Linked DNA regions of Homo sapiens: region 2 is linked to region 1. A link is a contact called in ENCODE Hi-C or POLR2A ChIA-PET data. All regions are on one chromosome and are shown on one strand. Each heading gives the region's core, a stretch centred on a gene start or an enhancer-like site at or near the end of the contact. The rest is flanking DNA. Distances are from core to core; before and after follow the strand shown.

What was found. Hi-C counts contacts between places; a loop is a spot of excess contacts on that map. ChIA-PET counts read pairs that join two places held with the same protein, here RNA polymerase II (POLR2A). Pooled maps may share reads with other maps.
Region 2: a loop to region 1 is called in a pooled map, with 2.8 times the contacts of the local background. The contact joins the enhancer-like site here to the promoter of CDC34 in region 1. A Hi-C loop is called at or near these places in 2 of 50 pooled maps. POLR2A ChIA-PET finds 5 or more read pairs at or near these places in 3 of 52 experiments (IMR-90, WTC11 and activated T-cell).

What each region holds. Positions count from the first base shown.
Region 1 is chr19:529,772-533,443 of GRCh38, forward strand. CDC34 (cell division cycle 34, ubiquitin conjugating enzyme) reads left to right here and starts at 1,989. Exons shown (of 5, transcript NM_004359.2): 1 at 1,989-2,337. The coding sequence starts at 2,161. RefSeq lists silencers at 1,494-2,233, 2,654-2,823 and enhancers at 2,030-2,686, 3,084-3,133, 3,204-3,363.
Region 2 is chr19:265,657-269,328 of GRCh38, forward strand. No RefSeq gene overlaps it. Among named protein-coding and RNA genes, the nearest start is that of PLPP2, 24 kb to the right of the region's middle. RefSeq lists an enhancer at 1,578-1,707 and a silencer at 1,868-1,947. Within about 2 kb of position 1,860, at least 12 of the 41 ENCODE cell types and tissues checked have a DNase peak (open chromatin) inside an H3K27ac peak, as active enhancers do.

The sequences.
Region 1 (3,672 bases), core at 739-3,238:
CGCTCGGCCCAGAGCTCTTTCTTGGATCCCTCCCTCCCTCTCCACTCCTGATGCTGTTTTCCTTTCCCCAGACAGGTTTGCCTGCTGGTCCTCTTCCGGGGACCAGACTCATGAAGCCGGGGCCAGGTGTTGGGGCACCTGCGGGACAGAGTGGCCCTGGTCCCAGACTGGTTTTTGTTTTTGGTTTTTTTTTTTTTTGAGACGGAGTCTCTGTCGCCCAGGCTGGAGCGCAGTGGCGCTATCTAGACTCACTGCAAGCTCCGCCTCCCGGGCTCACGCCATTCTCCTGCCTCAGCCTCCCGAGTAGCTGGGACTACGGGCGCCCGCCACCACGCCCAGATAATTTTTTGTATTTTTAGTAGAGACGGGGTTTCACCATATTAGCCACAATGGTCTCGATCTCCTGACATTGTGATCCGCCCGCCTCGGCCCCCCAAAGTGTTGGGATCACAGGCGTGAGCCACCGTGCCCGGCCTGTATGTTGATGCAGCTGTGTGTACCCAGGGCATAGCAACAATGCCACTGGCACAGTCCGAGGGCAGGGCCACCCGTCACGGGCACGACTCAGGGGAGGCTGGGCTGCCCCGTCCTCACCACGGCCAGTTCTCCCGACCAAGCTTCACAGCAAGGAGCATGTGGGTGTCTGGGCAGCCACTGAGCCAGGTCAGAAGTCAGGTGGGGTCACAGTGATGCCCGGAATCAGCTGGGGTCAAGACTCAGGTGGGCTGGGCGCGGTGGCTCATGCCTATAATCCCAGCATTTGGGAGGCCGACGCAGACGGATCCCTTTATTAGTCCAAACTGCATCCTCCCCTTCCTTTCAAAACCTAACAACACACTTGAGGTCAGGGGTTCGAGACCAGCCTGGCCAACATGGTGAAACCCCATCTCTACTTAAAATACAAAATTAGCCGGACGTGGTGGCGGGCACCTGTAATCTCAGCTACTCGGGAGGCTGAGGCGGACACTAGCTTGAACCCGGGAGGCGGAGGTTGCAGTGAGATTGTGCCACTGCACTCCAGCCTGGGCCACAGAACGAGACTCTGTCTCATTTAAAAAAAAAAAAAAAAAAAAGACTCGGGTAGGACAAAGGTCAGGCTGGGAGGAGGGCACAGCCAGGCTCGGGCTCAGCTTGGGGTGGGGGCTCCGTGGGGCTGGCGCCTCTCCCGGGTCAGGTGCTGAGCCGATGCTGGCCGGCGTAGGCCTCTTTCCCAGTTTCTCTGGGGGGCAGGAGCACCTTGCCAACCTCTGATGGCTCCAGCGCCTGCACTCGCCTCACACCACATGGTGACTTCAACGGGGACCAGGGAAGCCCTCGCCCCTCCCACCCCTCAGAGCCCTCCCCGACCTCGCCCACTTCTCAGAGCTCCCGCTGTCGGGGGAACCGAGGCAGCGCCGCGCCTGGAAGCCAGGTCTGCGGATCCCGCCTCGCTCCCGCCCCTTCCTCCCTTCCGCGTGGCCAGCGCGACCCTAGGACAGACTTCGCGCCCGTCCCCTGCACAGACGGGGAAACGGAGACGGGGACGCGGGGTCGCGCCGGATGGACCGGCCCTGCCCCTCCGGTCCCGGTCAGGACCCCGCGCCGCGCCCCGTTCACCGCCCGCGGCCCCGCCCCGCGCCGGCACGTCACAAAACAACCCCAAAGCCGGGGGACCGGGCCGGTGACGGCGCAGAGCAGCCCTGCCCGCCTCCTTGCGCACAGCGTCCGCGGTGCTGGTCGAGCAGGGGGCGACGGCGGCGGCCTCGGGGATCGGAAGAGCCCGGGGCTGCGCGCTCGAACCCTCCCTCCCGGCGGAGGCGCTCGGCGCCGTAGGCGGGACCGGGGCCGGGACTCCACCTCCCGGCGTCCCCTGCGGCCGGGCGCGCAGGCGCAAGTCGGACCTGGCCGCGGAGCGCAGGCGCAGTCGGGGCCAGGCGGTGCGCGCAGGCGCAGCGGGGGGCGGGGCGCGCGGGCCCGGCCAAGGCAAGCGCCGGTGGGGCGGCGGCGCCAGAGCTGCTGGAGCGCTCGGGGTCCCCGGGCGGCGGCGGCGGCGCAGAGGAGGAGGCAGGCGGCGGCCCCGGTGGCTCCCCCCCGGACGGTGCGCGGCCCGGCCCGTCTCGCGAACTCGCGGTGGTCGCGCGGCCCCGCGCTGCTCCGACCCCGGGCCCCTCCGCCGCCGCCATGGCTCGGCCGCTAGTGCCCAGCTCGCAGAAGGCGCTGCTGCTGGAGCTCAAGGGGCTGCAGGAAGAGCCGGTCGAGGGATTCCGCGTGACACTGGTGGACGAGGGCGATCTATACAACTGGGAGGTGGCCATCTTCGGGCCCCCCAACACCTACTACGAGGGCGGCTACTTCAAGGTGAGCGCGGCGACCCCCGCCCGGGTCCCGGAGCCCACGAGCGACCTCGGGCGCCGGGAACCAGCTCCCTGCCCCGCGGTCCTAGCGCTGTTGCTGGGCGGGCCCCGAAGCCTCCTGGCTTGGGCTCGTTTCCCTTCTATGGCCACGTTCCCCCACCCAGCTCTGCCCGGCCCCCTCCTCGGACCGTCTCGGGGACCTTCAGCCTCTGCTGCAGTCCTCGAAAATCCCCAGTTCCCTTCAAGGCATCGTCCGGTCCCCTGTTAGGCTCTTGGCCCCCGGAGGGGTGGCCGGGGGCCCTCCCTGTAGCATCTGGGCGTGGGGCTCTTGCCCACCTCCTCCTTGGCGGGGGCTGGACCCCGGCTGCCTCCCCCTCCGCCCCTGCGAGAAAGAGGGAGCGGAGCCCAGGCCGCGCCGGCCTTTCAGCTGCCCTCCCCGCCCTCCCCGGAGGAGACAAAGAGGCCCCCCCAGACCCCGTAGCTGCTATTGTTGGGGAGCTGGGCCCGTGAGCGGGGGAGCGAGGCCAGCCTGGGGGTGGCTGGCGCGGCCACTCGCTCAGTCTCCAACAAAGGCCCGGATGAGCCTTGGCAGCCAGGACCCGCCTGGAAAGCGGCCACCCTTGCCAGTAGCAGCCGGCCAGGCGCCCTGGGCTCCATCCCCTGCTTTATGTAACCTGCGCCCTCGGGAAGGCCGAAGTAGGGGCGTGCCTCCCACCTGCTCCCTGCAGCTCTCTCCAGGCCTCCCGGCTCGGGCCCGCGTCCCGGACCCCGACCTCAGAAGCTCCGGGCTCGCTCATCCCAGCTGGTCTTGGCCTTTCTCAGAGTCCACTGAACAGGTGGCTTCTTGGGACCCAAACCCCGAGTTCTGGGCCGTTTCTTCTGCCCTCTGGCGGTTTAATTCCAAGCAGTTTCTGGATGTTTTTGTTGTTGTTGGGAGCGGGGAGGCTGTTTCTGTCTCATGTGAAAAGGACTCAGGCCAAAACCAGGGCAGTTTTCTTGATCTCACGATCCAGACGTGACCTTTGACTTCTTTTAGCGTTCAGGGACCTCGTTCTTGGGGCCAGAGGGACAAAGCGAGGGGCCCTGTGTGAGCGGTGGGGAACGAGCACCCTGTCCAGGAATCTCCCCCTCCCACCGTCACTTCCTGCCAAGAGCCTGGACACGACACGACACTGCAGGGCCCGGCCCGCTCTGCCCCGGCCAGCTGCGGGCGTGGGGCCGAGGGACCGATGCCTCCCGCACGATATGTGTCTGCTCTCCGAGCTAATTAGTGTCTGAACCGCACCCGCTCAGCGGCTGTGAGGGCAGCAGCCTGGTCTGCTGGGGGCGATTCCTGAGC
Region 2 (3,672 bases), core at 610-3,109, 260 kb before region 1:
CTTTGTTATTTCTGTATAAATCTAAAACAACTCTAAAATAAAACTTAATTTAAAAGTGTTGTATTTTTTCAAACACCTGCTTAATTATTTGTACTAGTAATTACTAGTAATTTACCCTGTTAACTATTCCTGTCTTTTAATCAGAGCATTTATGACATAAAAATTAAAGCATACAGATTAATATCTAATTCCAAATAAATGCCTCTACATGTTTTATGTTAAAGTAATAACATAGATGTATAAACTTACTTCACATAATTTTTTCTGGTACTGTGGCTGTGTCTTGGGTTCACTCTCTAAAAAGGTGGTCGGTCGCCTTTTAGACAACCAGGAAAAAAATTCATTTTAGAGACTCTATTTCAATTCATGGTTGAACATTGTCAAAAGAATGTTTAAAAAAGTTCCTTAGTATCCAAGATTTAAAAAAAAAAATGTTTCAATGGCAAATCGATTCATCGTGACTGGATCACTTTCTCTAAAATATCCCTGTCTTTGTTTTCCATGCATGCTTTTTAGCAATAATACAACAGAATGCAATATTGGCCACTGGGGGAAAAGTATTCAAAGATAGAAAGTGAATAGAATTTGTAACCATGATAATTTAATGTTTCATTGTGATATTTTCTAAAACAGAAGAGTTTAAGAATATTCAAAGTCAATTTCCTCAATGATACTTTGCAGAATGTGATGAAACTAGAGAAACAAAAATGGCAGGATATTCTGAGTGATTTTAGATGTTGCTAGGATTTATGGGAAAAAATAATTTACCTGTTAGAGAATCACAAATAATTATTGGAAGCCCAAACTCTGAAATGTTTCCAAATTTAGTTGAACTTGTAAGTAATTATAATGTCAATATAGCTAGTCATGAAGTTAATGATAAAAGACGACCCATGCCTTATTTATGTAATAAAATATACAATGAATGATTAATGCTCCTCGGAAAATACGCTGGACTTGAACTACAATTGAGAGTGTCAGAATCAAAATATATTTGATTGTATAACAGGAGTAGCCCATCATGAACAAATGTATCATCTCATAAAGTATGCTCACGTTAAATATACTGTCAGAACAATGGAAAAAGCTGTTTTGCCTTTGTTGAAAGAATAATGGAGACAGTCCAGCTTAGGGAATTATTAGGTTGGAAACATACAATGCTGGCATAAGAACGTCCTGGACAGGGATGTAACAGTGAACAGCTCTGGCAGGTGTAGGAAAGGGTCGCAGCCATCATATCCCCTCCCCAAATGCTCAAACTAAATCTGCACATACGTCTGTATTAGGATTTGGTACATGTTATTTCGTGTGGGGAGGTATAAACAATGCATTTAAACTTTACGTTTCTAGTTAGAATATGCCTATTGCTAAATATTTCCATACTGATTCAACTACTTCAGTGCTGTGAGACAAATGAGCTATTACAACACGAATGAAAGCGCTGGCGACTCCGCAGCGCCGGCCGGTCCCCAGCCATCACCCGCGCCGTCCCGATGGCGCCGCTCGCGTTGCTCCTTTCTCGGCGCCAGGATCTCTCCCCAGGAACCAGCGCAGATCCGGAGGCCACGCTGCGCTGCGCTGCGCTGCGCTGCGCTGTCAGGACGCGCAGTTCCCGCCCCGCTGAAGGGACACCGTTTTACAACACGCCGCGTAGACCGTGACAGGGAAGTAAGGCCCACGGCAGCGCTCCCTCCTCAGCACTCGCGGCCGCGGACAGGACGCCTTTTCCTCCTCCTCTCACCTGGTGACCGGGTGTCCCGAACCGCGGCCGCTCCCGGGCGGGTCCTGAAGAGACCGTGGCTCCGTCTTCCCGGTCGACGCCCCGGGGCGACGAGTGCGGATCCGCCGCGGTTCCCGCGCGTGCTCCAGGTTGGGCGGGAGCCGGGCGCCCCCTCGCGGCAGTCCTGGGGAGTCTCTGAAAATCAGCGTTCGGATGACTGCAGGCCGTGATTTCGGAAATGTCAACTGAAATCGAGGCCACCATCCCGTGCCTTGATCGGAACGGATGGAGATTTTAAAAACTAAAAAAGATGGCCCGGGCGCGGTAGCTCACGCGTGTAAACCCAGCACTTTGGGAGGCCGAGGCGGGCGGATCACCCGAGGTCGAGAGTTTGAGACCAGCCTGACCAACGTGGAGAAACCCTGTCTCTACTAAAAATACAAAATTAGCTGGGCGTGGTGGCGCATGCCTGTAATCCCAGCTACTCGGGAGTCTGAGGCAGGAGAATCGCTTGAACCCAGGAGGCGGAGGTTTCGGTGAGCTGCACCATTGCACTCCGGCCTGGGCAACAAGAGTGAAACTCCGTCTCAAAAAAATAAAATAAATAAAATAAAAACTAAAAAAGATGTCCAGTAGGCAAAAGTCAGTTGAGTTTCTTCATATCACCAATAATGGATGGAAATAATTGGAACTAGAAATATTAAAATACCATTTACAATAGCACCCCTGAAGCTGAATCCATTAAGTATCAGCGTAACAAAAGGTGTGCAAACATGCATTCGGAAAACCATGAATCACAGTTGAGAGAAACCAAAAGAGGTATAAGTAAATGCAGAGATGTTCCTTATTTAGGAGAAGTACACTCATTATTGTGAAGGTGACAATTCTTTCCAAATCGATCTATAGATTCAGCCAAATCCCAGTTAAATTCCAGGCAAAGATATCGACAAACTGTTCCTAAACCCAGAATGGATGAAATAAGACTGAAGGAGAACAAAGTTAAAGACCTCACACATCTGGATCTGAACACTCACCCTAAAGCCACAGTAATGAAGAGAGCGTGGCAGTGGTGAAGCGGTTAGACACATAGATAAGTGGGACAGAACAGAGAGCCCCCAAACAGACTCAAGCCAACTGACTTTGTCAAACGGACAAAGGCAACTCAGTGGAGAAAGAGAAGTCTGTTCCACAAAAGACAACAGAACAATTGCAAACCATAGGGGAAAGAAATGAATGGAGACAAAAACCTTGTATTTTATCCAAAAATTCACTCAAAATAGTCCATAGACTTAAATTTTCAAGTGCAAAGTTGTGAAAGTTATAGAAGAAAGCCGAGAAAAATATCTGCATGGCCTTGGTTTGGGTGATGAGTTTCTAGATGCAATACACCAAAAGCCAACCCACAAAAGAAAACAAAACAATAACGGGGACTTTATTAAAATTTAAAATGGCTGCTCTGGTTAAGAGAACAAAAAAGCAATTCACAGACTGATTGATAGAAAATATTTGGGAAACAGCCGGGCAAGGTGGCTCATACCCATAATCGCAGCACTCTGGGAGGCCAAAGTGGGTGGATCATTTGAGGTCAGGAGTTCGAGACTAGCCTGGCCAACATGGTGAAACCCCGTCTCTACTAAAAATACAAAACAAAACAAAAAAAATTAGCTGGATGTGGTGGCACACGCCTGTAATCTCAGTTACTCGGGAGGCTGAGGCAGGAGAATTGCTTGAACCCAGGAGGCAGAGGTTGCAGTGAGCTGAGATCGCACCACTGCACTCCAGCCTGGGTGATGGAGTAAGACCCTGTCTCAAGAAAAAAAAAGAAAATATTTGGGAAACACATCCGAAAAAGGACTTGTCTGCAAAATATTTTTTTTTAAAAAAAACCTCTAAAACTCAAAAAGAATTAGATGAACAACCCAATTGAAAATATGTGAAGATCTGAAAAGACA